4 separate regions of the Homo sapiens genome follow, and all the other regions are linked to region 1. The links are chromatin loops, found by intact Hi-C in ENCODE. Cell type or tissue: GM12878. All regions are shown on one strand. Region 1 has its middle 71 kb from the start of ERCC5. Region 2 has its middle 92 kb from the start of LINC01309. Region 3 has its middle 59 kb from the start of SLC10A2. Region 4 has its middle 35 kb from the start of SLC10A2.

Evidence for each region. A loop is a pair of places that touch in the nucleus more often than their neighbours do. Peaks named below come from ENCODE experiments on the same cell type or tissue, not always from the same donor. Only the 100,000 strongest peaks of a DNase experiment are listed, where the experiment ranks them.
Region 2: it touches region 1 in a loop (2.5-fold over the local background); 2 of 110 quality-filtered maps call a loop at or near these places.
Region 3: it touches region 1 in a loop (4-fold over the local background); 2 of 110 quality-filtered maps call a loop at or near these places.
Region 4: a loop joins it to region 1, with 5 times the contacts of the local background. A loop is called at or near these places in 4 of 110 quality-filtered maps.

What each region holds. Positions count from the first base shown.
Region 1 is chr13:102,912,908-102,920,907 of GRCh38, forward strand. No RefSeq gene overlaps it. Among named protein-coding and RNA genes, the nearest start is that of ERCC5, 71 kb to the left of the region's middle. RefSeq lists an enhancer at 3,442-3,551. In GM12878, a CTCF peak has its summit at 3,281 (motif pointing right); a DNase peak (open chromatin) is centred at 3,344.
Region 2 is chr13:103,513,378-103,521,377 of GRCh38, forward strand. No RefSeq gene overlaps it. Among named protein-coding and RNA genes, the nearest start is that of LINC01309, 92 kb to the left of the region's middle. In GM12878, no CTCF peak of the experiment used is centred here; a DNase peak (open chromatin) is centred at 4,284.
Region 3 is chr13:103,003,033-103,011,032 of GRCh38, forward strand. No RefSeq gene overlaps it. Among named protein-coding and RNA genes, the nearest start is that of SLC10A2, 59 kb to the right of the region's middle. In GM12878, no CTCF peak of the experiment used is centred here; a DNase peak (open chromatin) is centred at 4,199; H3K27ac peaks cover 2,444 bases.
Region 4 is chr13:103,027,286-103,035,285 of GRCh38, forward strand. No RefSeq gene overlaps it. Among named protein-coding and RNA genes, the nearest start is that of SLC10A2, 35 kb to the right of the region's middle. In GM12878, no CTCF peak of the experiment used is centred here; DNase peaks (open chromatin) are centred at 3,638 and 4,416; H3K27ac peaks cover 4,440 bases.

The DNA.
Region 1 (8,000 bases):
CACCCTCTCTACCTCCTTTCTTCTCCACCCCATCCCATTTCCCTATCAACATGATGCTTAGTGACTTCCTCTCCCTCAAGCCCATTCTTCATCAGAGCCATTCTCTGCTTTGCCATCACTCTCTGAGCCTGGAATACCCATCTCTTTCCCATTTCGGTTCCCTGCTTATCTACAAAGACCCAGCTCAAATGTTCCTCCTCTATAAATTCCCAGAGCAGGCAGCCTCCTGCTCTGTACTCTCCATGATGTAGTCTAGGATGGCTATTTCACATCTCTTTGTCTTTCTTTATGTGTTCTGATCTCTGCCTTTTCAACTAAACTAAACTTTATGAGGCAGAGTCTATGTTTTTCATTTTGTGTACAATTGCCTTGCATTGGGCCTGGCATGTCACAGGTGTCAATAAATGTTTGTCAATTGAATAAATGAAAGTGTGTCACTTTTCTGGCTAATGTCATATATTTTTCATTTTGCTCTAGGTCTCCAGAAAAGAGCATCCATTGAGCTGAGTGGAATGAACTCAGTTAGTTGCTATAAAGTCTATACCTCGTCTAGCCTTTCAGTGATGATTCATTTATCCATTCTTTCATGTAATGCGCAGTTGTTGAGCATTTTCTATCAGGTGTTTTACCAGCCATTGAGAATGAAAAGATATCTAGGCCAGATATCACATCAGCTTGCTTGGAGCCCTTCTAGGAAGGGAAAGGAGCTACAAAAACTAGACTTGTCTCCTTACACGATCTGTGACAACTGTGAGCCTTCTGGCAGTTTGTTTCTAGCTCTTCTTTCAGTTTCAGCAAAAACTCGAGTGAGCTGAGGGCAGGACAAGTTGACGTATCGATCTAGTTATAAATGCTTCTAAAAGGTCCCTCCTGGCTTTGGTAATGTCTGGGCTCAGACACCTCTGCAAAGCTGAATTATTTCTAGGTCAACCATTTTGAGGTTCCTTCCTCCCAGATGAATGGTTAAAAACTCAGATAAGAAGTATTTTTTTAAGTAATGCAAGGTGGAAAGTGAATGGCTTTTGTTTAGTTTCAAACCGATTCCTCATCTTAGGAAGACAGAAGAGCGCTGATGATATCCTGGTGCTGTCGTTTATTTGTGGTGAATTTGCTAATTAAACGCCCACTCCCTTTTCTATTCCTCTCTGCTCAGCCTTCAGAAGAGTGCTGGCATCTGACTTAAGCAAAAGGGAGGAGCGAGTTTTCTAAGGTGGCAGAATGCCAACATCCCTTTGCCTTCTGTTGTCTTGTGAGTGATGCCAAGTCATCTGGTGGCTACTTGTAGTAGAGGAAAGGATTATTAATTGTTCTCTGATAATTCGCTCAAGGATTCTTTAACCTCTTGACTTAAAGTAGCTATGGCAGAGATATTAGAATGACAAACCCAAGGGCACGTAGTAGAATTAATATTCTGCAAAGACCAAAGTTTTGCACAGGTCCCATTTTACTTGTTTTCACGTCACTCCCGTATCTCTGGTGAAGTGGATAGGATGAATTGATAGAGTAGCAAAGCAAAGACAAATGACCACATCTCTTCCCAGCCACGGGGTGACCCGGCTTGCACAGTAATGAGTATAAACAGCAGGCACTCTGAGGCTAAGGAGAGAAAAATGCTGACAGAGCACTTGCTTTGATTGGATTTATAATATTATAGGGAGAAATGGAAAGCGAGAGGGAGAGATAGGAAGGGTGAGGCAATACGGAGTGAGGACGTGGAGACCTATTTATGGCTGTTTCGTGGTCATAACTCAGCTGCTTTGTTTTGCCCACTCAGTGAACTGACCTTCTTCAATCCTTTTGTTTGACAGCCTCAGGGAATAAATTCCTCCTTAATCCACCTCCTAGGCCCAGCTGAGGTAGTGGGAACAGAGCAGCTTCGCACAGAACCAATAAGTTCACTTCCCAGAGGCGAAAGGGTAATTTGTCCTGCCTGTTCACTCCATCACTGCCCTTGCTGTTCTGCGGGTGCACAGGGTACCAATTAGTGCTAATTGCTGCCGATGGTGGTGAAAGATTCTGTGACAAGTCTCTGCTGAGAACAGGGCTGACCCCTAACTCATTTCATGTAGAGCATGCCCATGAGACCAGGTACTTTGGGATAGTACAACAGTGTGGATGGGCGGGAAAGAAAGATCCTTGGCAAGAGCACAGGCCTGTCTTGCTACAGTCCACTAACAGCTACTGAAAACCACAGTTAATTTTTCCAGAAAGAGGAATTTTGCCATTGCTCCTCCAGATCTTACTTTGATGTGGAAGGATCCAAAAGTATCCCCAAAGTAAGAGTCAATCTAATTATATCTGGAGTACAAATTCACTGCTTCACTTCTGCCTAGCAAAGCAGCCAGAGATCTTTATGCCCAGTGAAATAAATTTTTAACAGACTTGCTATAATGTGTCAAAGTTTCCTGAATAAAGTTGAGCGAGTAAGCATGGCTTTTAAGATCTTTCAACGTGATGGACAAGAAAATATCCACGTAGAGAGAAGTAGGGCTGCTTATTGCAATTAGCCACATTATTGCATCTGGAAAATCCTCTCCAAGGAGGATCAGAGGTCCTGGCATCACACATTTAAATTAATATAAAAGAGGTGCTTTGCATTAGCCAAGGAAAAGTTGAGAGTTTTCTGATTTGGCCACTGTACTCTTGAAAAAGGTAGTTCATTTCATATCTAAAGTAGCCAGAGATAGCTTCAACAATTGCCAGCTACCAGTTATAAATAGCTTTCCTCTCTGAAACAAAGCCTCATCTTTCAAATTGCTTCTTTCTTAAGGAAAAAGAAAAACCCTGAGATTCTTTCAGCACTCGCCAGCTGTTCCAGATGTTATGATTCCACATCTAGGGCCACGTTCTGAACTAAAAATATATACATGAGCTTGACTTCCAACTTCTTCACTAAAGTAACATCATAAATTATCTTATTTGTCCCTTTGTTATGTTCCAGAAGTGTTGGTAAGTAGTTTTTAAGGGGAGAGAGAATTTGATCCTCATTTTTTCCGTGAAACCTCTTATGACAAATAGTAAATTTCACTCATAAGATTGTAACCTAGTCCATTAGAGTGTAGTCCAGACTTCTTTTTACTTATAATGAAAAGTAAAAAAATATCCTATTGTTATCATAATCATAAAAACAAGAGAAAATAAATAAATTGGATAACAGAAACTTTTGAAAGTGGGACTTAAAATAATTTGATTAGAGACAGATCTTGGTGGTAGTCTGAAAAGACTTGGATGTTTCCAGAGCCCGTGGAATCAAACAGTTCCTACTACGGCCACCAGATGGCCCTATGAGACCGGAGCTTTTCGTGTAGATGCTGGCGGTGGTAGTGGTAGTGGTGGCAGTAACTATGGTTTCAGGATGGGTTGGGACTCAGGCAGAAAGCAGCAACCGCCCAGCCTTCACGTTGGCTGCATCTCCTCCAACAGTTCTCCATCTCAAACATTCACCAGTTAGTGTGACATTTTAAAAATGGAACTTGGATGATCACATTTTCTTGCTCAAAACTCTCGAATGGTTTCTCAGTATGTGTAGAATAAATTCCAGACTCCTTACTCTGGTTTACAAGGCCCTACATGATCTGGTACATAGCTACTGTTCTGACCTTATTGCGGCCCACTCTTCCTCTAATCTTTTTTTAAGACGGACTCTCGCTCTGTCGCCAAGCTGGAGTGCAGTGGCGCGATCTCGGCTCACTGCAACCTCCACCTCCTGGGCTCAAGCGATTCTCCTGCTTCAGCCTCCTGAGTCGCTAGGACTACAGGCATGTGCCTCCACACCCGACTAATTTGTGTATTTTTGGTGGAGACAGGGTTTCACCATGATGACCAGGCTGGTCTGGAATTCCTGACCTCAGGTGATCCGCCTGACTCAGACTCCTAAGGTGCTGGGATGACAGGCGTGAGCCACCGCGCCCGGCCGTCCCCCGTTAATCTTACTCCAGCCACACAGCCTTTTCGTATTTCTATTTATTTATTTACTTTAAGTTCTGGGATACATGTGCAGAACCTTTTTGTATTTCTTGAAGGGGCAAAGCTCCTTCAGAGCTTGTGCATTAATTGTCTCATTTGCCTCAGATGCTCTTATTCATATCACCAAATGGCTCAGATCTTATCCTTCAGCCCTCAACTCAACATCCATGTAGAGTAAAGCCATCCAATCCAAAGCATTAACTCAGCTGCTTCCCAATCTATCACTTTAGTTTTCTGACTAAGCCTTAATCGTGATTTCTTTCTTCCTTCCCTTACTTTCTTTCCCCTTCTTTTCTCTTTTCCTTTTTTCCTTTCCTCCCTCCCTCCCTTCCTTTCTCTTCCTCTTTCTTTCTTTCGCTTTCCTCCCTCCGTCCCTCCCTCTCTCCCTCCTTTCTTCCCTCCTTCCCTTCCCTTCCTTCCTTCCCTCCTTTCCTTCCTTCCTTCCTTCCTTCCTTCCTTCCTTCCTTCATCTTCCTATTTACTTATCTAATGTATGATCTATGTATTATCAGTTTATCTCCACTGGAATGTAAACAGCATGAGAGCAGGATTTTTTTTTTTTTAAAGTTCATTGTTATTTATCTCATCATTAGGACCATGGCTGTTCTTGTATAGAGAATGAATAAATGGATGTTTGAGATATTTGTAAGTTAGGCATTTATAGTACAAGTATGGTACATCCACAGATTACTAGCATTTGGATAATTTGTAATGGTAAAATTTATCATAAATTAGTTAAGTTTTTTCATTTACCAAACAGTTACTGAACAGTAACTAAGTGCCAGGCATTGTGATGGGCACTAGAGATAATCCAGTGCTGAATGCTAGCAAGAAAAATTATGTTCTGAGAGCTCAGGCTCTATACCAAGGGCTTTTACATATTATCTCATTTAGTACTTACAACAGTATTCTGAGACAAGTTCTTTAGTCTCTAATTTCATTTTACAGAGTAAGAAACAAATTTAGTCAAGATAAGTAATATACCCAAGATAACATGACTGTTGCATTGTGGAACCGGGACTCAACCTGGTATGACGTAGTCCATCCTGAAGGAATCAACAAAGACAAACAATGGGACTAGACTCCAAGCATGTCTGGCAATAGAAGTATCAGGCAGAGATAACAGCATGACTAAAGACATAAAACAAGTTACCAAAATGTGAACAAGACTATCAGAATATTCCAGATGTATCTAACAAAGAACCATATAGAATTTCTAGAAAGAAAAAAATAGTAATTGAAATACAAATCTCAGTGGATAAGATAAAGTCTAGCTAGATTTAAAGAGAGTAGTAAACAGATGAAGAGAGAATTTGTGAACTAGATGACTGATCTTAGGAAATTATCAAGATTACAGCACAGAAAGATTAAGTGATGGAAATATATTAAAGAGAAGTTTAGAGATGTAGACAACAGAATTGGAAGGCCCAATATATTTCTAGTAGAAATTCTAGGTGAAAGAAGAGAAAGAAGGTAAAGGCCAATAGTTAAAGAGTTGATGGCTAAAACTTTCAGAAAATTGATTAAAGCCATAAATTGACTAAATTTCTTTCTTTTTTTAAAAAAATTCTATGTTAGGTTCAGGGGTACATGCACAGGTTTGTTATATAGGCAGATTGCATATTGTGAGGGTTTGGTGTACAAATATTTCATCACCCGTGTAATAAGCATAGCACCTAATAGGTAGTTTTTCAATCCTCACCCTCCTCCCACCCTTTACCCTCAAGTAAGCCCTGGTGTCTGCTGTTCCCTGCTTTATATCTCTATGTACTCAATGTTTAGCTGCCACTTACAACAAATATGCAGTATTTTGTTTTCTGTTCCTGTGATAGTTTGCTTAGAATAATGACCTCTAGCTCCATTCATGTTACTGCAAAGGACATGATCTCATTCTTTTTTATGGCTACATAGTATTCCATACTGTATATGCACCACATTTTCTGTATCTAGTCTACCATCGATGGACATTTGGGATGATTCCATACATTTGCTATTGTGATTAGTGCTGCAATGAATTTGCATGCATGTGTCTTTATGGTAGAATGATTTATATTCCTTTGGGAATATACTTAATAATGGGATTGCTGGGTCAAGTGGTAATTCTGCTTTGAGTTCTTTGATAAATCATCAAACTGCTTTCCACAGTGGCTGAACTAATTTACACTCCCACCAGCAGTATATGAGCATTCCCTTTTCACCACAACCCCACCAGCATCTGTTATCTTTTGACTTTTTAGTAATAGCCATTATGACCGGTGTGACATGGTATCTCATTGTGGTTTTGGTGTGCATTTCTCTAATAATTAGTGACGCTGAGTATTTTTTCATATGCTTGCTGACTGTGTATGTCTTCTTTTCAGAAGTATCTGTTCATGTCCTTTGCCCACTTTTTAATGGGGTTGCTTTTTTCTTGTAATTTTGTTTAAGTTTTTTGTAGATGCTGGATATCAGGCCTTTGTCAGATGGGTAGATTGCAAAAATTTCTCCCATTCTGTAGGTTGTCTGTGTACTATCTTGATAGTTTCTTTTTGCTGTGTAGAAGCTCTTTAGTATAATTAAGTCCCAGTTTCAGTTTTTGTGTTTGTTTTGCAATTGCTTTTGGAGGCTTCATCATGAAATCTTTGCCAGAGCTTATGTCCGGAATAGTATTTCCTAGGTTATCTTCTAGAGTTTTTATAGTTTTAAATTTTGCATTTAAGTCTTTAATCCATCTTGAGTTGATTTTTGTATATGGTGTGAGGAAGGGGTCTAGTTTCAATCTTTTGCATATAGCTAACCATTTATTCCAGCACCATTTATTGAATAGAGAGTCCTTTCTCCATTGCTTGTTTTTGTCACCTTTGTCAAAGATCAGATGGTTGTAGGTGTGCAGCATTATTTCTGGGCTTTCTATTCTGCTCCATTGGTCTATGTGTTTGTTTTTGTACAAGTATCATGCTATTTTGATTGTGTAGCCTTGAAGTATAGTTTGAAGTTGGGGAATGTGATACCTCCAGCTTTGTTCTTTTTGCTTAGGATTACTCTGGCTATTTGAGCTCTTTTTTGGTTCCATAGGAATTTTAAGATAGTTTTCTTCTACTTCTGTGAAGAATGCCATTGGTAGTTTGATAGGAATAGCATTGAATCTGTAAATTGCTTTGGGCCATATGGCCATTTTAACAATATTGATTATTCCTATCCATGAGCATGGAATGTTTTTCCATTGTTTGTGTCATCTCTGATTTCTTTGAGCAGGGTTTGGTAATTCTCATTGTAAAGATCCTTTCACTTCCCTGATTAGTTATATTCCTAGGTATTTTTTTATGGCTATTGTGAATGGGATTGTGTTCTTGATACAGCTCTCAGCTTGAATGTTATTGGTGTATAGGAATCCTACTGATATTTTTACATTGATTTTGTATCCTGAGACTTTGTTGAAGTTGTTTATCAAGTCAAGGAGCTTTTGGATAGAGACTATAGGGTTTTCTAGGTGTAGAATCATATTGCATAAATTGACTAAATTTCATAAATCAGATTAAAAAATGCAACGTGTCCTGAGCTGAATAAATAAATCCACACCTAAACACATCTTGATGGAACTTCAGAACACCACAGGCAAACAGATCTTATAAGCAACCAGAGAAAAAGACATAGCTCTCCTACAAAAGGATAACCATTAAACCAAAAGAAGCCTCATCAGCCAAAATAGATGTTAGAATATAATAGAATAATATTTTCAAAGTGCTGAGGGAAAATCATGGTTAATAAATATTCTATACTTAAACTGTATTTCAAGAGGCAAAATAAAAAAAGACACTTAAAGAAGACTGAGTTAGTGTGCCACCAACAAAGTTCTTGATTCAAAACGTCCTGTGTAAGAGGTGCTTCAGGAAGAAGGAAACTGAACTCAGAAGGAAGGGGTGAGCTGTGAGAATGAAGGTGAATGTGCGGCTCCATGTATATAAGCATCATCCACTTAAAACCACGGAGGCGGTGACTGTGAAGGGTGGCAAAGTCAAGATGGAACTCGATCGCTGCACAACATAATATGTCAC
Region 2 (8,000 bases), 600 kb after region 1:
CACTGCAGCCTCCACCTCCTGAGCTCAAGTGATCCTCCTTGGATGAGCCTCCTGGGTAGCTGGGACTACAGGTGCACATCACCAGGCCTGGCTAATTCTTAAATTTATGGTAGAGATAGGGTCCTGCTGTATTTCTCAGGCTGGTCTCAAACTCAGCGGGATTACAGGCATGAGCTACTGCAGCTGGCCTAGTTTTGTGAAGATTGTTTTTATTGTATTAGTAATTTTAACTGAGCCAGGATCAACACTGGGAGGCATAAGAAATTAAGAAGAGCTCTTCTGTATTTTATGTGAATGAAATCAATTCCGGAGTCTACCTCTTGTTTTTATTTTTGTTTTGCCTTTTATTTGTGACTGTGGAACTGAGGGGAGGAGAAAAGGTTAGAATTGAAATATAAGTCAATAGCCGGGAGGACTAGGACAAGGAACCAGGAGGACCAGGACAAGGAAGAAGAGGGAGATAGCCTCGATTGTTTCCAGAGAGCTTTTATGTTTTTAAGCATTTCTCATTAAAATTAACTGTATTAGACTTAAGTATTTAACCAGGGAGGAAGCTCCCTGCTTTACTATAGGTGCTTTATGTGCCTTACATTTCAGAGCTTCTTATTCTCTTCTGTTCTAAGCAGCCCAGGAAGTGATTTGCCAATGGAGAGCTAATTTGCCAATGGACAGCTACCATCTTTTTTTTTTTTTTTTGCCTATGCCAATCAGACACAGTCTTAATTGCAGATATACATGTTTTTCTACATGATTTCTCATTGTTGAAAGGTAGTATAGAAATTAGTCTCTTTTTATGCTGAGTGGAAATGAACAGTTTGGAAAAAGATTGTGGTTTGCTGACCTTTAAATCATCAAAATTCTGTAGGTTATATATTACAAATAAAAAATATTGAAAAATCTTACATTTCATTTTTTGAGGCAGAAATCTCCAGCCTCTCTCCCTGCCTATCCCCCGCCCATGCCCTCCACACACAAAAGTGTGAGTTTTGGTTTCTGTGGTTGTCCAGTAATGAGAAAGTGCTACTGAGATCATTACTGAGTTTTAAATGTTTGGATGGTGGTGGTAAGGTAATTAGGTGTTTCTGAATCCAATTTATTATGAGGGCAAAATCATTTTTCATTCAAGGGGGTTTGTTCTGTTATTCACACTTCATGATGAATTTGATTATTATTAAAATGTCAAATAATACCCTTAGAAAATGCCTTACACGAGAATAAACAACTACAAAAATACCATTCAGATGCTACCTACCTCCCTTGCCAATCCTTTACTGTAAAAGATTTGATCAATCTTTTGCATATAATACCCTATATGAGATATGTTCCATCACTGAATATCTTTCTCTGTCACCTATCCCTGGTGCATTAGGCTTTTAAACTCTGCCTTCAGGTTGATTGGGAATTGCATGCCTCATTTGGCACCTTTGCAAAACGGCCTATGATTTATTACACATCCTAGGTGGAGTTTACTGAACACAGTCATCAACCCCCAGAAGGCTCTGGAATCTCTTATCATCCTTAGCATTTTTTAGACGGCCAGATTTGGAGTTTAATACTAGTTTCCAGACATTTTATAATTTTCTGCATTTCTCAATAAATATAAGTACACTAGATCCATTTATTCAACCTGGCTCCATGACTTGGATGAACGGAGAAAACTAATAAGTTGCTACTATCCAGGCCAAGATCAAAACTCCGCTATGAATTATAAGATCCCAAGCACCCAAATTTGCTTAAGAGTTCCCTAAGGTCACTTTTATTGATAATGCAATACAGTGTGTTTAAAATAGTGTGCCATAAAATGTGGGCTACGGAGGGGAATAGGATTCTAAGTCAAATGGGTTTGAGAAATGTTGTGTAAAATACAAGTGTAACATATATCATAGCATGTGCCACTACTGCCCAGAGATGTACTTGCATTTTAGTATATTGAAGACCATAACAAGTACTCTTATAAATTTAAAATCCATTATATTCTATTTAACTCTTGCTTGTTTAAACTTATTCAATTACATAATTTCTTTTTTCCTATGTAATCTCTTTATATCTGGCTGAACTCTTATCACTAGGACAGAATTTGGGAAATGCTGGCATAAAACTATTTTAAAGTTTGATATATCACGTGTACAATTTTCAATATTGTTTCCTGCAATTGTTCTACTATCTTAGAGATTGTGTTTACTGATGTAGTGGGTATACTGTACTCTGTGATCTCACAATGCATTATTTAATAATAGTCAAAATGGAAAATTAAATTAAGACTGCTAGACTGTTTCACCTAGTGGTTTCTGTGTTTCGTCCATTATCAGTCTTTCTCCCCCCACTCCCACCACCTGTGGATTGGAAGAACAACTGCAGAGTTTCTCTATTCTGGGACCTTCACGATCATCTTGATGTTGTGATCTGCTGACCTTCCTAATTGTTGCTGATCCGCTGATCACCTCTCCTTCCCATCCTGTGGACTTCAGGCTTTAATTCAAGCTCTCCAGTTTCCAGCCTGCCTGTGGTCTTTCCTTCCTGGACACTGGCCCTGTGGACTTTCCGCTTGCTCAGCCAGTCCTTACAATTGTATAATTTATTGTAATAGGTAAATAAATAATCTATATCTACATATCTGTGCATTTCTATATCCATAGCTCTGTGTCTGCACATATCTCTCTATCTCCTTATGTAAAGTCTTCTACTGGTTCTGCTTCCTTGGTTGAAGCTCTTTTAGGGACTTCTCAAAATAGAGGCTTGAGGACAAAGGCAGCTCCTTTAATCTGAGTTTACTGTTGGGCTGCCTCCCATTGTCCAGCATAGACCTCTCACTGGAAGACACTCGAAAAAGCACTGGACCTCAGTCTCCCACTGAGGCTGCTATTTAAGAGCCATGAAAGACAACTTCTCTGGTTTCAGAAAGAGAAGTATTTCCCTTCAGATCTGCAAGGTCGCAGTTTATAAGACTCTCACTCTGTTGACATTGAAAGTGCCTTACTGTGCACTCCCATCCCTGAATGCAGACTGGAGAACACAGACAATGCTCATCTCTTCTCAGGGTTTTTTAAAAGGGGCAAGAAGCGGCCAGCAAAAATCAATAATCTGAGTTTTCTTAGTATTCTTCCTAATGTTGCTGCACAGGTTGAAATGTGATCTGCCTTCTAAGAAACAGCAGGGACTTCTTTTGTCAAGGTTTTGTTAAGGTATGAGAAGCTTTCAGGTTACGCTAGCCCACACTGTGAAATACCCCTCCCTACTAATTCCACCAAACAAATGCTATTAGTTTAAGTCCTGCTACTTGTAAGCCCCCTACTTCCTGGTACCTACATCTATACTAGTTGGGGCCTGGCATGGTGGCTTACGCCTGTAATTCCAGCACTTTGGGAGGCCGAGGTGGGCAGATCAACTGAGGTTAGGAGTTCAAGCTCTGCCTGGCCAACATCGTGAAACCCCGTCTCTGCTAAAAATACAAAAATTAGCTGGGCATGGTGGCGAATGCCTATAGTCCTAGCTACTGGGGAGGCTGAGGCAGGAGAATCACTTGAACCCAGGAGGTGGAGGTTGCAGTGAGCTGAGATTGAGCCACTGCACTCCAGCCTGGGCAACAGAGCAAGACTATCTCAAAATAAATAAATAAATAAAATAAAAATTAAATAAATAAATACTAGTTGGGAGTAGGTTTGCCTGTGAGTATTAGTGATGGCAACAGCACACAACAAATTAAGAGGGGCTTAAACAAGACCTGTGTTTTTGTTCTTATGTTCAAAACGTCTGGTAATAATCTGGGTCATGGCTGGTATATTTCACCCTGCAGTCAGAAACTTAAGTACCATGTGTGAAGTGATGAGCTGGGAAACAAGCAAACAAAACTGTAGATTCCATAAGCAGCTATTGCAGCTGCAGAGCAGATACTGCCTTTTACTTTCAATAGGAGTTCTTCTCTAGCTACACCTGTGTCAGCATGGACATACGAAAATGACAAGAACACAAAATGTGTTAGGGGTTTATATTCAACTCTAGGTAATTTCTTTTATATTTATATTACAAAATTGATGATGTTTAAGAAAACAAAGTTGTAAATGGCTTTCACTTTATGTGTAGACATCATCATTACTTCTGTTGCTTAAGCCCATTTGGAGATTAAAAAAATAAATAAAGAGGAAATCTGGATTTCAACATCAGTGTGAGGCTCAGTTGTGAGAAACAAAGGTCATTTATAGAAAGCACTGTTTACATTTGATTGCCCATGGGAAACCTCTGAGCCAAACAAGGTAATGATTACACCAAATTGGATGTAATGATTACACCAAATGTTAATGCTTCTCGTTAGAATGGAAGGTTTCAGTTCAGGGTATCTGGAGGCCACTGAGAATTCTTTCTAAGTATGGCTACACAGTCTTTTCTGAAAGGACAAATTTGGAAGCAGCACTTTCAGACTTCCCTAGCATCAGTAAGTAGACACAAGCAGAGTTCAGCTTGAAGATGGAGATTAGTTAAGCGACACTAAAGGACAGACTAGGGAACAGAGAACCAAACAACAATGGAATGGGGAAAAGATTAGGTTTATACTGCTTGCTGAATTAGTACAGCCTAGCATGCTTGCCATGTTTTTTAACTATCATGTATTACCAGAACAGAAAATAAATTCAGAATATTAACTTTCGTTTTATCTGGTGGATTTAAAATCCAGAAATTCCATCTAGTGCAAAACACCAAGATAATACTAGATAAAATATAAAACTGCAAGAATATACAGGAAGTCTTCAAATTTCTCAAAATGAGAAAGCACTAATCCACAGAATTAAACTAGAGCTGAGGCTGGTGATGGTATGAGAAGTGAGCAAACTTGGCATCATTGTAGGAGATTTTTAACACTGTAATTTTTGTTTCAGTTAAATAAACTGGGTGTAGCACAGATTTAAATAACAGAATTAGTGCACTCTAGTGTTAGCAAATATTTGTTTCAAAGTACGCACAGAACCTCATGAAAATTGACCAAATTTTAGTAAAGATCAAAGAATAATTTTCGTATAAATCATTCATTCATTAACTAGAAATTGGTTCCAGAAGGCCTAGTTTAAAATCCTATATATTTAGACATTAGAAATAAGATACAACTGAACAAAAACTGTTCAAATATTGAAGTAAAAATATAGAACGCATCGTTATTTAACTTTATATGTGCACGTTTAGAGGTATACATATTTATTATCATTAGAAGACAATTTTCATGTGAGTTATTTTCTCATGTTCCCATCAAACCCTTCTGAATCTATATCATTACTTCCCTTTTGAAGATGAATAACCAGAAGTTCTTCAAAAAGTTAAGCCCTTCATCTAAGTTGACGCAACATTTAATATTGGGAAGAGGGTTTAAACCTTTCGGTTTTCCACCATTTTTTCTCTATTTTATACATGTCTTCTTACTTTCTCTCGTACTCAGAATCCCATTGTGTCTTTTTCTTTATCAATCTCAACTAGGCTTTGCTTTTGCAAATCTAAGCATTAAATTAGTTTGCTTGAAATATGCCTCCACATTCACATTCCCCCATCAGCAGCTGGTCATAGTAGGGAGAGTATTAGTCCCGAGACAAGGAGATCAAGTTCCAGTCCAGGCTCTGCTGGCTCTGTGACCAGGGACAAGTAATTCACATATAATTTCTTAATTATACAAGAGAAACATGGACACTAACTTTGCTGGTTTGTTGCAGATTAAAATTCTGTACATAAAGCACCTGATTCATAGTAGGACCCTGTTAACTATTTTGCGGCACAAAAAGTTTAAGAATCACAAATGAGACTTAGTTTTAAATTCTGAGGCCATTCCTGATTGGCCCTGTCTTCTCTGGCACTTACCTAAATTCCAAATTTTTTTTTTTTTTTGCTTTTAAAATAAGAATGTTACTCTTATTGTTGTGAGAATTGATAAATGAGATATTATTCTTAACATTAATTGTAGCTAGTATTGCCATTGTGTTGCTTTTGTAGCTAAAAAAATGACTTGATGGCCGGGCGTGGTGGCTCACGCCTGTAATCCTAGCACTTTGGGAGGTTGAGGCGGGCAGATGACTTGAGTTCAGGCATTCAAGACGAGGTCAGGTATTCAAGATGAGCCCAGCCAACATGGTGAAACCCCATCTTTACTAAAAATACAAAAATTACCTGGGTGCGGTGATGCACACCTTTAATCCCAGCTACTCAGAAGGCTGAGGCAGGAGAATCTCTTGAACCCAGTGGGCAGAGGTTGCAGTGAGCTGAGATGGTGCCACTGTACTCCAGCCTGGGTGACAGAGTGAGACTCCATCTCAAAAAAAAAAAAAAAAAAAAAAAAAAAGACTTGACAACCAAACTGATGAAAATTTGTAATGACAGAATTTCACTATATTTAATTACTTATAAATAGCATATACCTATTGGTGGTTAGGAAAACAGACATAAAAAGTAGCTCATTCTGCATGCGTCTATTGGAATACATTAATGGGAGGGAAAAAAAATCTATCCTTTTAAAAATGAACTTGAACTTGGGTAAATTCAAGTGTTGCTCACCCTCCCTGCTCTGTACATTCACTGAGTTGAATTGATAATTTTCAAACATGAGATATTGGAACAGCAATATTAATTAATGTGTTATTAATTTATCAATGCCAGTGCTTCTAAACTTCCTAAATTAACTGCTTTGGACACAGGACTGCAACTCTAAATGACCTCAGAATAATATTTAGAGATTTGATAGAAAAGAATATCTTGAAATATGCCCAGTTATCTTTCTGATCAATCCTAAATGAATTTTATTTGGTTGAAGAGACTATTTGGATAGCAGAGTTTCTTTGAAAAATAACAGTCTCTGAAAGTTCCTCCAGAATAAATGTTCAGCAAATGATGGCCCTTGAGCCAAATATGTCTATCTGCCTGTTTCTGCAGATGAAGTTGTACTGACACATTCTCAGTGGCTGTTTTGTGCTAAAACAGCTGAGTTGAGCAGTAGCAACAGAGACTGTACGACTCACCAGACACTTCACAGCGTCGGCCCACCCCAGCTCTATGCTTAAAATTCATGAGAAGATACATCATTATCATGTTTGACAAAAGACCATTTTTTAATCTTTTCCTTCTTTTACTCTGTTCTGTGCCTAGAAGTATATTTGAAATGAATTTCATTGTTTTGTCATCTGTTTGTATGATTTAACTTATAATTTTTATTACCAAGGCACTATACTTTTCTACCGTGTATAATAGAATTCTTCTTGGGAAAAAAATAATAATTTTCAAAAATGTCACACTTCCTCTTCATTGAAGAGTGTACTGTGAAATTTTTCTCAGTCATATACTATCATACATTGTTTTCAACTTGCTTGCAGTGGTCAAGTATCTCTTCCAGTAGTTAGCAGGATGAGTGTGCACTGCACGCTGCTAGCTATTGAAGGTTAAGAGCATATATATTGAAAAACACTTTATGGTTACAGTATAATTTTGAAACACTTATTTTTGCAGTTGCAAAATATTGCTAAAACCAAACAAATGATGATTTAAAATGATTAATTCCATTCTGTCCTGATAGGATTAGTAAATGAAATAATGAAAGCATGCCAATTTGTTGCCTATACCTGCTCCCTTAGGGCATGAACGTGCTATAAGATTAAACACTATAGTCAATTATTTTTAATTGTTTATTTTTGTCACAATCCTATTGTTTATACCATGGTTATATACTATACAAGCATACCTTGTTTTATTGTACTTCATTTTCTTATGCCTCTCAGATACTGCCTTTTTTTTTTTTTTTTAAGAAATTGAATGACTGTGGCAATCCTGCTTTCAGCAAGGTGATAGGTGCCATCCTTCCAATAGCATGTGCTCACTTCATGTCTCTACGTCTCATTTTGGTAAACCTCATAATATTTCAAACTTTTTTCATTATTAGTATATCTCTAATGGTAATCTGTAATCCGTGATCTTTGTTTGACATTACTATTGTAATTGTTTTGAGGCACCATGAACCATGCCCATAGAAGATGGCAAAG
Region 3 (8,000 bases), 90 kb after region 1:
ATTTGACAATACCCTAAAACATATTTGAGTAAATAGTACATGCAGGTATGCACAGAGTGTGATTTTTGCCCTGGTTTTGGAATGAATCGAGGGTCTAAATTGTGCTACATAATTAAGTTTGTTCTGGAGAAGAATGCTTTGGTGAGGACAAGGACTTACAGGAGGATCCTTGCTGAAAAGTTAACAAAGTCTTCCTTCTGTTGAAGCTGGAGAGCCAAAGCCCCGAAGTCTGTCCTCCTCAGCACGTCTGCCACCTTCGCACTTAGATGATTTATGTAAAAGCCTTTTGTTGTTTCTCATAATATCATAGAACTTTAAGCTCAAAAAGAAAAAGGGAAAGAATAACAAGGATAATTCTTGGTGAGGTGGCGGGAACACCCAGCCTGCCTGCTCAACCTTCACCCTAAATGAGATTTCTTTTTTCTTTTTAATAAAGGGTATGTACTTTCCCAGTCTTTTGACAGAAAAAAAATATGAGTGTTCCCTTGGGTACACTTTCTGTTAGGAAAGCAAATAACGGAAGGAGACCTCTGATTCAAGAAAAGATTTCATAAATATTTCCCAGAAAGACCTGCCTTACTGAGAAGACAGAACAAAAATGGGAAATTCTGAAGTGAAGGCAAACATTGTCTGCTGAGTGTTCTTGCAGAAACATCTGTCTCAGCTCAGCCTATGTTTGGCAGTTCTTTTCTGTCCTGCAGAATGGAGATCCCTAAATACCGCTTGGGATAGTTGAGAGTGAGAGGCTTTTCCATGCTTCTTTTCTATCATCCCTAGGATCTAAATCCTGCCTGATAAGCACATTTTATTTTCAGTCAACAATTATTTATTGAGCAACTACTGTGTTCCAGCTTAGTGCATTTGTGAATTTCTAAGGCCAGGCTTTTTTCTCATTATGGTTTATGGGCAGATATAAAGTGAATGTGGAAATAGTGCAGATGTTTAAAACTGAATTACCAAACCTGAGATAAGAGGGTTGTTAAGTATCAAATGGACACTTTGTTCAACAGCCTGCCAAAATCCTTGGGGTGAAGAATATGAATAGACCTAAGTGCTGATATACACTGAAGAAAGAACATTGTATCAAATGTAGCCAAAACAGTTGATCATGGAGTAGACTTCATATTTTCCAAAGGACTCAGTTATTAATATATAGTGGTCAACATTTCTCTAGTACCGTGGTTGATATTTTCTAAGGCATCTATTATAAGGTGTGTAAATTTCCTGTAGGGTCATGAGCCTGCTATAGAATTTATAGGTGGCCACGTGGAGAAAGTTTACTTCAAGACAGGTGTCAAGAACAAGTTTAAATATTGCCTAAGCACACATGTATGGATTTGTCTGTTTCTGTTCTTTAATTGTCTGAGATTCCCTGCATAAGAAGAAGTTCTAGAGCTACAGTTGCTGGATATTAAGAGGATGCAGGTGACTGGTAGCATTTCTGTGTCTTGCGAGTGTCTGAGCTTCTGTGAGGGACATTTACTTGGCTTTTTCTGCCCACTGTGAACTGGTCTCAGAAGATCTTGGGTCTGAAGGCTTCTGATTCAATGGGATTCATTCTTACTTCTCCTGCTAATACTGATTGAAGAGTGCTTGGAAGTTACCAACCTGCAGAAAGTCTTGAAGGGGCAGAAGTAGGTGAAGCATTTGGGAGTGGATGCTTGCTCTCCTTATACCTCTTTATTTATCTCTGTTCTTAGAGAGATAAGTGTATAAAATGACAGGAAGCATCATTTTCTTCACCTTTCCTTATGACACGATGTGCTAAAGGGATTCTTACTGTATGAGTCATGTTGGTCAATGATCTTTAGTCTAACAGATCATAACTTGATAAGCGGGCAAATTATTGTTCAGTTTGGACTTCGTGTTTTGGATTAATGAGCATGTGTGCAAATCAATCAACTTATTTTCTTTCCAGGGAGGAATGTATAATATTAAATGCCTATGGGATGAAATGTGTGGGAAGCAACATAAGTGATGGAGTAAAAATCTATGGGCCCCAAATAGCAACACTTCTCTCTCTGTGCCCCTGGTCTGCCCTTCCCAGGCCAGGGCCTTCTGACAATGATAAGAAAGGGATAAGATGGTCTTGTCAGTGGCAAGCAGCCAAAATAAAAGCGAACTGAGTGATGAGAAAGACCAGGGCCAGCAACTGCTTTGCAGCAATAACCTCATGCAATTAAAGGCCTTCATAGAAATTTCAGTTTTAAAGTCCATTCCTGTATTCCAGTACTTCTGTAACCTGCAGAAAAATGACACATGCTTCTATAAAAAGAGAAAGATGGGTGTGGTAGGAAAATCCTGACAGAGGAATCAGAAAATCTGGGTTTTAATCCCACTTTTGTTATTTATTGTGTATTATTAGAGAAGTCACATCACCTCCATGAGCTCCAGTATTTTTCTCTGTAATATGAAGATAACATCCATTTACAGAACTTTTGTAAGCATTAAATATGTGTGCACTGCTTTGTAAAATAGAATGTCCTCAAAATCTTAAACATTCTATGTTCAATAACAATAATAATAGTAAAACCTGATTAAGAGCATCTTTGAGGCAGATATGGTCTTACTGAGCATGCAGATTAAGGAATCTCCATGTTCTCTTAGGCTGCCAATTTGTTTAGACCAAACATAAACACCAACACTCACTTCTTGAGAAGTTTAATCTCAACCTATCAGCCGTGTGAAAACCTCAGTTGAATATTGATATCATACTAGCTGTGTACACTTAACACGAGAACAGGGTTTTAAGGCAGTCATAGTATGACCACAAATATTCATCTTGATCAAGACCAGACAAAAGATATATTTGAAAACCAGTACAAATAAGATATATGAATTAAGAAAGATCCCCAATTTAGTTCATATGTCCAAAATAATGTCAAGAAACCATTGTGTGAAACCAAGTCCCAGAACTGCTCATATGTGCGTGTCATTCCAAGGCAAGAGCTCAGTTTGGACAAATCCCCAGATGGTTGGCATCATCTTCAATTTAGTTAAATTGCAGGATATATTGTTTCCAACAATTGGATTTCATGACCTCAATCTTGACGCAGTATAACTAAAATACAAGGAACGTTTTCAACATCATTAGATGCCCCAACCATATTTTGTACTTATAAGAACCACATTGGCCCCCTCAGCTACTGGCTGGGATTCATCTTTTATTGGAAATTATACTAAAAATAAAATAAATAAGGAAAGTTTCATTTTTTTCCCCCATGTGTGCTAGGTTGTGGCACATGTACTATGGTGATCCGATAGATTTCAGGGTCAGTGTAAGAATATATTTTTACATCCCTGGATTCAGTTTGGATAACCCTGGTAAAAAAAAAACTAGATACCCAAAAACTGAGATTAATCCTTTAAAAAATGTCAGTGTGTCTCCTACTTCAAGCATCATTTATCACCACTTTTTTAAAAATCTTTTCTACTCCCATAGTACCATCTATTAATAAGAACATGCCATGGTCTTAGAAGGAGGTTAAAATCAAATATTTTGCATTTGACATAAGACGCCCAGCTAAATAATAACTTTCCTCTTTTAACACATGGAGTTAATTTTGCGTCTCCTTGAGAGAAAGTTTGTTTTTCTTAGCTAGGCTTCTCTGTTTGGCCTTAGCATTTCTGTCACCAGCAGCCCCCTTCCCACCACCACTATTAAGCAGAAACTCCAGCCATGGCATTCAACAAAGAAGTGGCAAGCCTCCAAGAAATATATTTCCCACAAACACACAGCTGAGAACATTACAAACTGGGTAGGTCTGGTTTATGTTTGGTTCACCTCCGAATGTCTCAAGTAAAACTCAGTTGAATGGACCAGTGGCAATTGAGAAAAATCACTCGCGAACTCTGGGTTTACTGTTCCGACATGCCCCACGTGAGCTTTTGTCTTAGGTGATGCCTTATGGTTTGCTGACAGAGGACATCAAAGAATGGGGACCAGGCTGAGGACAATTTGCACCATCTTTAATCATCTGGCGAAAGCTCAAGAGGATTTGTTCAGATTCAGTGAAGTAAAAATCCTCCACTTCAGCACCTCGTTCAGACGATATGAGAACCAGATGGGTCTGTACACGCAGCCTGATTGCTACTGTCTGATGTAGACTATTGGAATTGTGTACATCTGTGCCATGGCATCAGGGAATGCCACAGCCCTTGCTTTTGCTTGGTAGACCACACTAGACCTTTTCTAATTAATGGAAGAACGAAAACATTCGTTCAAAAGGCACCTTGTCCTAGTCATTTGTAAATTCATTAGTTAATGAAACATTACATCAGGTTAGGACTTTACAGTTTACAAAGTACTTTCATTTCCTCATTTAATCCTTAAAATAACCTTGTGAAATACACAGGACTGTTGAAAGAGGCTGTGCAGTAGAGGAGAAAATCCAGTGTGCTACCATTTCTGCCTTTAAACGTTTGGTGTTAACTTATATACAGTCTAACGTTGAATTATAGCAAATTACAAAATATGTATGTGCCCCTGGACCATGTTTCCTCCTAAGGGGATTATCCTTCTCCACACATAATTTATGGGGCACTGATTGTCAGACCTTTCCATTGGCGTACTCATAACTGTACAGAAGAATGACTTTGTTTCGAGTGGGTGAAGGGTGAATATTTGGAAGAAAAGTTTGAATAGCAGGTTAAAATGCCATGTTGAGAAGTCACATTTAAAAAAAAACTTAAAATACCTCATCCATTTTGAAAAATATCTACATGCTTACTTTTGTTACCCAATTTTAGGCAAAACTGGCACACTAGAAAGAGAAGCCACATCTATATGCAATGCGTATCCCAGAAACTTCGATTATTTCATAATTGCTCAAACAAAAATATTTCCTTTATTCTTTTATATACCCTACAGATGTCCAGTGCTAATAATATTAGAGTAATATTGGGATAGATTTTTCCTCAGGTTGTTTGGCCCAGTGTTTTTAGTTAAGGTGACTGTGCTGACAATATGGCTATTGAAGTTATGGTTACCAGGCATCTCTGTGGAGAAAAACTATGTCTGCATGCTCTGATAATTTAGGGGCAATTTTTGTTAGGCTTGTCTCTCAGTTCCTCACAAGCAAATATGGTAACAATCCACCTCGGTTTCCAATTCCTTAGCCTACAGAATCAAGTCCAAATTCCTCTGCAAGGAAAACAAGGATCTTCATCATCTGGCCCTGCCCCTGTGTCTCTCTTCATCTTTGGCCACTTGTACTTTTCTCTCCTTCAGCACTTAAGTCCTTGTAGTCCCTAAACACACGAGCATTTCTCCATATCTACACTTTTGTCCATTTGCACATACCATTCTCTTCAACGTGCTTTTTCCCTGCTAATGAGAATAGAAAACTACTCATCCTTCAATGTTATCTCAAGCTTGACTTCTATTAATTGCATTTTAACCTCCTGGAGTGGACTGAGGTATCTTCTTTTATGCCTCCATTACACTTGTTAATCTCGCCGTGGTACCAACCATGATATATTTTACTGCCTGTCTGTCTGTCTCCTGAGTAGGTTATAAAATATTTGAAAGCAGGAGCTAAGGAGCCATCTGTCATGGTGTCTTACACAGAGCAAGCACTCAAGCGATTGTGGAAGAAATGAAGGATGGACCACATGACTCCACAGCAGTCATTTAAAAGTGGTTCTTGTCGATGTCACCCCAAAACAGCTGTAAAGAAAGAAAATATACCTTTTCTTTTCTTTCTTCTCTTTAAGTAACAAATTCTGTCATTTCAAAAATTATAATCTTAAATATAACATTCTTAAAAAGTGATTTGGCTATACTTTTTAGGTTTGCTAGAAGAACTATTTTGATGAAATGCCATCAGCAATGTCATAGAAGAGCAAAGGACAGTAAATGGCTTTACAAAACACTAAGTTATAGCAAGTCACAATATGCTAAGTTATCCATTAAGTGGTTTAATTGATAATGAGACTTATAGGTTAAAATAGAACAGGAGGAGAGGGAGTTGTAACAACTAACGTGGTATAAATAGTACGGGGTATTTTACTCAGATTATGACTTTCCTCATTCATTGTCTCATTCATTAAGGATGTCTCATAACATTAAGGATGTTAAGGATGTTGTTAATGACAGAGTCTTCATAATAACTAGTTTTTCTCAACTTCTGAGATATATTAAGAATTCAGTGACTTGTCACAGGCTTTAATGTATGATTACAGTATCACAACCAAGAAAGCAGGATAACATTAGGTCAGAGCTGTGGATGGAGGGCAGGAGCCTGAGTCTATGACTACTCTCTGAAGTTATTTATGTTAGAGGATGTTTCAGCTCTTATTACGTGAAGCTCCATAGTTATAGTTTTATCAGTTATTCTTATCAAATGAACTTCCTTAATTTTGTTCTCTTTCTTTATATTCTTTTGGATAAGAATATTATGGAGAGCACTTTGCATCCTTTACCAATTTTGGATTGGGTTAGCTTAAATGAAAATAATAAGATAATCAAGGATGGAGCATATCACTATAGTTGTCCAGGAGTCACAAACACATGTAACTTCTTACATGGTGGCACAGGAATTATTGAGAAACTCAGATGATGTAAGGTAAGTAAAATGCCTGGAATCAAATGAAAGAAGGGAATTAATTTATATGTCCATTAATGGCCTTAGATCACACACACACATGGTTTTCATTTTCATTTCTTAGCAACCAGTTACATTCCAAGGTTGGTACACCAGCTTGAGATTACATCTTTGTAGTCACAGTGTATACTCTTATAATCCATATACAGAGATGCACCTAAAACCTCATCTTCTGTGGCCATAGCTGCTATGTATATGGCAGGTACCTAAGGCATGTCAGTGGAACCATACCCTCTAGACAGATAATTCTGATCCCTATTATTATGAGGATTATTATGTGATGCTAAAAATCCCCATCTCTCTTAATGTTTTCGATTAATGGAAGCACTTTTCACAATAATTCTGTATGATGTCTCCAAAGGTGGCCCCTAATGAGCTATGTCTTAGGGTGTTCAAATCTTTGTGTGGTCTCCTCCCACGTTACATCTGGGCTGGTCTGTGGCTCATGTTACCCATGGAATGCAACAGGAGTGACCCCGTGCCAGCTCTGTTCCTAGCTTTTAAGAAACTCGCAGCTTCTGCTTCCTTCCTCTTGAGATAGTCACTTTTTGGGACCCCTGAGCCACTATGTAAGAAGGCTGGCTATCTTCTTGAAGAAACCCTGTGGTCAGCACTGAGCCTATGAGGCACGAGAGTGGGGCTGTCTCTCAACTTCCCAATCGAGCTTCCAGATGACTCCAGGCCCAGGCAACATTTGATTACAATCTCATGAAAGACTCCAAGAGAGACCATCAGAAGACTCCTGGTCTGACCACTGAATTGTGAGAGGTAGTAAATGATAACTGTTGTTTGGAGATAGTAGATATTGGAGTGATTTGTTACATAGCAATAGATAACCAAGATAGTATTGCAATATTGAAAACACATCTCAAAATTGCTGATCTGAAATATACTTTAGAAAATAATTGGTTCTTAGTTGCCCGGAGGGCTTAAGTTGCTGTTGCGCAGGCTGAGGCTGTTGGAATCCTGGTTCAACTCTGACTGAAGTTGTGCCTTCTATGGAAAAGATCCAGTAGCTTATTCCCAAGGGTCTTAAGAACGCTGAGATGACCCAGGTGGTTGAGACAAAAGATATTTTCAGGGACTCCCCTCACCTTGCTCTGCCCAACAGATTGGCCTTGGAAATAAAAATCAAAATCCTTTTTGATGCTGTTTTGTCTTTCCTAACCCTCATACTTGCAGCCAAATTCTTCTAATCATGTTTTTATATTTATTAGTTTTATATTTATTATTATATCTATCTCTCTTAGAAGTGAAAGGGATGAAAAGAAGGAAGGGTAAAATATACCAAGATAATGATTTTGTAAAAAATGGAGTCTGGAAAGACCTAGGGCTGGGTGGATGAATGAGAAAGAAAACAAGGCAAAAGAAAATGCATAATTAAGACAAATTAGT
Region 4 (8,000 bases), 110 kb after region 1:
TGGGGGGGGTCATTTACTGGGAGATTATTGTGTTCTTTTGCTGGTATTACATATCCTTGGTCTTTCATGTTTCTTGTTGCCTTACATTGATGTCTGTGCATTTGAAGAAAGAGAGAGGCATCCTAGTCTTTGCAGACTGACTTTATTTGGGAAACTCCTTTGACAGTCAGCCTACTCAAAGATTTTGGGCAGGCTATTTGGCATGATCCATGGACGGGCTTGCTGCTGGAGTTCTCTGGAAGTTCGCCTTGGTGCTGGGCCATGAGGTTGAGCCTGAGGCTTGGATCCACTGGACCCACCTGTTGGTTGGGTCCACAGAGAGGATATGCTTGCAGCCTGTATCTGTGAAGCCAGGGTCCATAGAGGCTGTTCTGGTGGTTTGGGTTCTGAGCCTGAGTCTGCAAGGACTGGCCAGGTGCCAGGATTGGCTTGGTACCTGGGTCCACTGAGGTGGGCCTGGCACCTGAGTCCATAGGAATGGTCCTGGGTCCTGGATCTACTGAGGGGTACCTGGATTCTCAGTCCATGGGAACTGGTCTGTCTACCAAGGCCTCCCAGGCTCCAGCTGGGTCTGTTGAAGCATGGGGCTATAGGGGCCGACGTGGTGGGTGAGACTGCAGGGACCCATCTGGCACTAAGCAAGCCCAGAGCTTGTGTCCACAGGTGTCCACAGGGCATGAGGCCAGGGGTGCCAGCCTGGAGAGGGTTCAAATCCTAGGACTCTGTGGGCCAACCTAGTTCTGGGCTGTTCTAAAATCTTGGGCAGGCCTGGAGTTTGGAGCCACAGGGACTTGCATGTTGCTAGGTGTGCCTGGTGCCTTTACCCACAGGTGGGCCAATGATAATCTTGAAAGACACAATCTCAAATGCCATAATCTCAAATGTTTAAAATTCTGAAAGATCAAAATCCCCAAAATATATTTCTGAAAAAAATTAAAAAATTCTTTAAAAGACATTATTTACATTTTAAAAGGGGATTTACTTTACAAACACATAAAAACACAACAGAACACTTCATAGGCCATTTTACAGAATAAAATAGAAAATATTAACTTACATATTATTGCAAGAGACTTATTGCAAGTACTTATTGCAAGCATAAGCACTCAAGTATACTACTGACAGTAGCATGAGTAGAACAGTTAGGAGCAGAGAATCATATTCCTAAAGAATTAGATCAAAAAGCAAAATGCATGAACACACATCACTATGGTTGGTAATTGTGTGCACCCAGCTTTATAACTGCAGTGATCTAAAATACCATGATGAACAATCTAAGTCTTTTGGCAAGATCAATCAAAAACCACAATGGGTTACTACTGCATATGCAGTTGCCCAAAGAGCTGAGATCTCGAGAATTTTATATTTCACAAATGCAGATGTGTAAAAAAGGACATCTCTTCATTTATTGAAGGAAATTTCAATGTTTTTACATTGAGAGTCAGGGAAGCTGATGGTATTACTCTCAGTCCAAGCCTGAAAGCCTCAGGACCTAGGTGTCTGCTAGTATAAGTCCTGGAGTCCAAAAGCTGGCAAGCCTGGAGTTCTGATGTCCAAGGAAGCAGAAGAAAAGCCTTTCCCAGCTCTCGGAGGGACCATTTCACCTTCTGTATTTGTTCTGTCTGGGACCCTTGCTGATTTGATGGTGCGCGTCAAAGCTGAGGGCAGATCTTCCCCACGTAGCCCACACAGACTCACACATTAATCTACTCTGGAAACACTCTCACAGACACACCCCAAATAATTTTCTACTAGGTTTCTAGATATTCCTTAATTCAGTCAAGTTGACTCTAAAAGTAAGTCCACAAGTCTACCCTTTGTCACCTTGTACCCATACATAGCTCCTTAAACCATACTCAATTTTCAAACAAAGGCAAAAACAAGGTATATTTCATCTAAAATGACACAACTATCCTGTGATTGTGATGTTTGAAATTTTATTTATTTATTTATTTTTGTGACAGAGTCTTGCTCTGTCACCCAGGCTGGAGTGCAGTGGCATGATCTTGGCTCACTCCGCTTCCTGGGTTCAAGCGATTCTCCTGCCTCAGTCTCCCGAGTGGCTGGGACTAGAGGCATGTGCCACCACAACTGGCTAATTTTTGTGCTTTTAGTAGAGTTGGAGTTTCACTATGTTGCCCAGGCTGGTCTTGAACTCTTGACCTCATGCGATCCACCCACCTTGGCCTCCCAAAGTGCTGGGATTACAGGAGTGAGCCACTGCACCTGGCTTGATGTTTAAAATTTTAGATGTTAGGGATTGTTGATATTTCAGCATTTGGGATTATGGCATTCAGGATTGTATCTTTTGGGATTGTGGTCCAAACTTGCAGAGGTCAGCCTGGAGGATGGGTCCAAGGGTGCTGGCTGGATGACTAGGGCTACAGGAACTGGCCTGGTGCTTGGGTGGACCTGAAACCTGGGCCTGTGGAGCCCAACCCTGTGACACCTAGTCTATCAGACTGGCCTGGAACCTGGGGTTGCAAGATCCTATTTGTGGCCGGTGCAGACTTATAGGCTCAGTCCACGGTTACTGGCCTGGAGCCTATGGCCACAGGGGCTGGTCTAGTGCTGAGAAAATCTGGTGCCTGTATCTCAACTGATGGGTCCCTGGCCTGCAGGTGCTGGTTTGATGGCGTGGGCTCTGAGTGCCAGCCTTGTGCTGGGCCATGCCTGAAGCCTGGTGCTGTGGGGGTCAGCCTGGTGCTGGGGGTGGTCTAGAGACTGGGTTGGCTGGGGTTGGCTTAGTGGTGGGGCAGTTCAGAGACTGTGTATACATTGCAGGCCTGGAGCTTGGGCCTATGGGATCCAGTCTGGTGCCTGGGTAGGCCTGGAAGTTTAGCCTGTGGGTATTGAGCCAGAGTCTGTGTCCATCTGCACCTACTCAGTGTTGGGTTTTACTGGAGTGGGCTGGGTATTGGGGTTCAAGGCAAAGTTCTATGCTCTCCTTCCTTTCCTTCTCCTAAGCAGAAGTTATCTCCTCTCCAGCCTGTGCTGCCTGGACATGGGGGAGAGGTGACATGGATAATGTGAGACTGTCCTTCTGACCCTCTTCAAGGTGCCTTTTCTCATTTCTGTGCCACACCCAGGTGCTGTAATCTCTTACTTGGTTTCCTTGCCTCTTGTAAGGTATTTTCATGCATGGATAGTTGTTCAAATCAGTGTTTCTGTGGGAGGCATGAGTGCTGGAAAATTCAATTCCACCATCTTGCCAACATTTTTTCACATAAGTTTTCTTAATATTGCTAATGGTCTTTATAACTTTGTAATTGATTTATTTTCCTGTTCGGAGTGTTAAAATGTACAGTGATAGAAAATGATGGTAGATTGGAAAGACTTCATCTAAAGATGTGAGAAATTAAACGGAATTTTATGCATTCACCAGATATTAATTATATAGCTGCTCTGTGCAAGGTGCATAATAAATGAATATTTACCAAGGACATTTATATTTTAGAATGATCTAGATATTGTATGACATTGATTGGAATGTCGTTTATTTGAGTGGACAACATTACTCGAGCCATGCTAAAAGGATTTCCTGGGAGAAATGAATCTATTGCTTGAGTTTGAGAAAAGCAGTCTTGATTTAGTGGAGATATAGTGGAAAGAACCTTTTCTAAGGATGGGAAGAATGGCAACAAAATAGAGAAATGAAAGTTGTAAAAGGGCTAAATGAAGCATGCACTTACAGCTTAGAAGCTTTGCCCTAATTGACTTTACATAAGACAATATATTTAATGTTGTGAAAAATGGGGTTAATGAAATAATGATGTTAGGGAGGCACTGTACTGAAAAGCTTTAAAGACCATGGCTAGGAAGTCAACAAGACAATAGTTGAGAGACTGATTTTTACACTCTTTTCTTTATGTTTAGACCAATCTTCTGGAGTGGCAATGTTTTCCGCTTTGAGTTGTTAATTAGATCATCTTAATTAAGGATCAAAAATGTGAAGGACAATATATAGTATTCTTAAGAAAAGCAACTCATCTACTCTCAGTGCCCAGTGAAGTGCCTGGAATGTGATATTTGCTCAATAAGCAAGGAATGTTCAGATGAATGACAGGTCCCTAGCAAGTTCAACTCTTCACTTTCCTGAGCATTTATTGCACTACTCATTGTTGATCATAAATTCCTCTTTAACTGAATAATCACTGCTCCTTATATGTTGAAATCTCACCCTTGACCAATTCACAGAAACTCAGAAACTTTCCAAAATAGGAATAGTCCATCTGAACGGTGGTAAACAAGATACTAAAGTTTGCATAATGGAAAACAAATGATGCATAAAAGCTGTGTGCAATGACTTAGAAAGAAAAAAAAACGACAATTTTTAACCTACATCTGCTTCTTTAACTATTTTGGCATGTGAGAATCAGAGTCATGCAGGCATACAAATATTAGCACATCAGAAGACTGCCACATGTCTGCTCAGATGCCTTTTTGGTATACCTCTATGCTGCAGAATAGACTCAAAATAGCAAAAAGCAAGTCAATGTTGTCATATTTGAAATGACTGAAGGTAGTTTTGAACTTTCTCACTGAAGCAACTGTCATGGGGTTAAAGACTTCTACCAAGGCTGCAATGAACCATAAAATCATCCCCACATCTGACATATGGTTCATAACTGAGGTTGAACACCCATCAAAGATCACAAAGTGATATTTGACAGCAAATACTTTTGTGATATCATTTGTTTGGATTTTTAAGAGTGAACATATATATTATTAATATTCCCTTTCCTTTGTGTTTATTGCCTTCCCATACATTTTTTAGGAGTTTGAAAGAAAAACTTCAGAAAAATACAACGATAAGTGTCAATAAATTTTCTGAAGAGAGTTTAAAGACATAGTTAAAAAATTTTTTTTTTTTTTTGATGGAGTCTCACTCCGTCACCCAGATGGGAGTGCGGTGGCATGATCTAGGCTCATTGCAACCACCACCTCCCAGGTTCAAGTGATTCTTCTGCCTCAGCCTCCCAAGTAGCTGGTATTACAAGCATGCACCACCATGTCCAGCTAATTGTATTTTTAGTAGAGATGACGTTTTGCCATGTTGGCCAGGCTGGTCTTGAACTCCTGACCTCAAGTGATCTGCCCGCTTTGGCCTCCCAAAGTGCTGGGATTACAGGTGTGAGCCACCATGCCTGGCTGTGATGTGATCTTGGCTCATTGCTTCCCTCCTGGTTTCCAGCCATTCTCCTGCCTCAGCCTCACGAGTAGCTGGGATTACAGGCATGCACCAGCACGCCCAGCCAATTTTTGTATTGTTAGCAGAGATGGGATTTCACTATGTTGGCCAGGCTGGTCTCGAACTGCTGACCTCAGATGATCCGCCTGCCTTGGCCTCCCAAAGTGCTGGGATTACAGGTGTGAGCCACCATGCCCGGAAAGATTTCTTAAATAAAAAATTGTCTCTTGTCACAGACATGGATGTTCTTCCAGTTATTGAGTAAAAGGAGACTGCTGACACCACCACAACCACATCAACAATACTGACAATAGCAGAGAACAACCACGTTTTATAGATGCAGCAAGTGAGGCTGGTGAAGGGTAAATAGCAAAACCAAGGTTACATCACTATGGCTAGGAAATGGCAAAGCTATGATTTGATTCCAGGATTTTCCAACTCTCTAGACTACTGTTGAGTTCCCAATTATCTCTTATTACATATATAGTTGTATATCTACTATTCATGAGGTGTCTATGGGAGATTGGTTCCAGGACCCTCCACAGATACCAAAATCCAAGGATACTAAAGTCCCTTGTATAAAATGGTGTAGTATTTGCAAATAACCTATGTATATCCTCCTGTATACTTTAAATCACCTCTAGATTACTGAAAACACCTACTACAAAGCCTACACATGACTTCATTTGTGTGGATTCAAAGTGGTACTTGGCATGGAGCAAATTCAAGTTTTGCTTTTTGGAACTTTGTAGAATGTTTTTTTTTCCAAATATTTTCAATCCACGGTTGGTTGAATCTACAGACATGGAACCCACTGATATGGAGAGCAGACTGCCTATGATGGTGCTAGTCTTGGTGGTTGAGTCATACAATATAAGACAAATCCCTGCTCTTTTGAGGATTATACTCTTGTCAGGAAGATAAGAAATGTTTAAACAGGCCAGGCGCCGTGGCTCACGCCTGTAATCCCAGCACTTTGGGAGGCCGAGGTGGGCGGATCACCCGCGGTCAGGAGTTTGAGACCAGCTTGGTCAACATGGAGAAACCTCGTCTCTACTAAAAATACAAAAAAACTCGCCAGGCGTGTTGATGCATGCCTGTAATCCCAGCCACTAGGGGGACTGAAGCAGGAGAATTGCTTGAACCAGGGAGGCGGAGGTTCCAGTGAGCTGAGATTGTGCCACTGCACTCCAGCCTGGGTGACAGAGTGAGACTCCATCTCAAAAAAACAAAACAAAACAAAACAAAACAAAAAAAGAAAGAAAAGAAATGTTTAAATAAGCACTCATCAAAATACAGGGCAATAAACAAGATGTGAAAACTTACAGAACTCTACACAGGAAAGTGGAGGAGAGAGTTAAAAGAATAGGTAGTCATTTTTATCAGAGAGATGTATGTTTTGGTCCAAATCAGTTGTTTTCTGTAATGTAAAACATGCTATTATTTACCAGGACATGCAAATCTACTTGAGGAGGGAAGACATAGCATTTGCATGAATGTTGCAGCTCTGTATAATTTCAGAAGATATTGATGTGATCAGGGAGGGCTACACAGAAAAGGTGGGGCTTGAGTGGGACCTTGAAAGATGAGTGAGATCTGGATGGGAAGAGGAAAATGTTCCGGGCCACTGCAATTGTTCACATAAAAGCATGGAGTTGAGTGTGCATGAGGAGTGACTGTAACATATTGAGTGAATTGGCCTTTTTAGAAAATAGGTTTTCTGGGGAAGTGGTACAAGATAAGACTAGAAACTTATAATAACCAACAGAGAACACCTGGCAGGAAGAGAGAAGCTGACTGAAGGGGAAAAAGAAGATACACGATTCATCTCTCAAAATTGCCTTGGGTTGGTTCTGTTTATATATTAATGTTTTTGCCTGGGATCTTTCCTCAAAAACTCTTATTTTACCATTAAGCACCAAAACCAAATGAATACTGAAATAATTATCTGAAAAAAGAGGAAGTAAAAGTTGGGAAATTATTTCCATAACAGTAGGGTATTTCCTTAGGTGAAAAAATTTGAGTTATATCTTTTATTATTTTTAATAGTTTACTAAAAGTAAAGTCCTTGGAGGGTAAAAAAATAAACTCTTATCTTCAGTCATTCTTCTTATCTTTGAAACTTATCTGATAAGAGTATTTTCAACTTTTGAGTTGCAGGAACAAACATTCTTAATAAAATTATATGGTACTTTCTTTGATATCTGATTTCTAGCTCTGTTTATTGTCTTTCTTTTGGCATTAATATTACTATTACTGTGCTTTTAAAAACAGGTCATTCAGATTTGTTACTTTTAAGTACATAGAAAACCTTCGAATGAAATGTTTTTCTAGACATTTCTTTTATAAGAACAGGAACAAGTGTATATGCTTTTTCTCATTTTAACTGACTACTAATATGCAGTATTAGCAAGTCAATTTTGGGCATTTCAGGAAACAATAAAAAAAGTAAGATATTCTTATCCTGATATTTTCCTTTTTTTTTCTATTTCGTGGTTATAAATGAAAAACATTTAGGGAGTTCTACTTATAAAGGTCCTCTTGAGTTATATACTCTTTGTTAATAAATTGATGTAGAACGTGTTTTCTCTCCTTTCAGGAACCCGTTATGTGTAGATTTTGTTCTGCTTTAAAGTTAGTTTCCCTTTTTATTCTTCATAGGAAGTATACAAAGGCAAAATGAAGTACGTAGACATTAAAGAAATACCCAGTCCTTTAAATCACTGGAGTCAGTCAAGCAAAGACCTTAAGACACAGTCTCAGGCCTCCCAGATTATGTAAATCTCTCTGAGGGAAAAAGACTTATGTG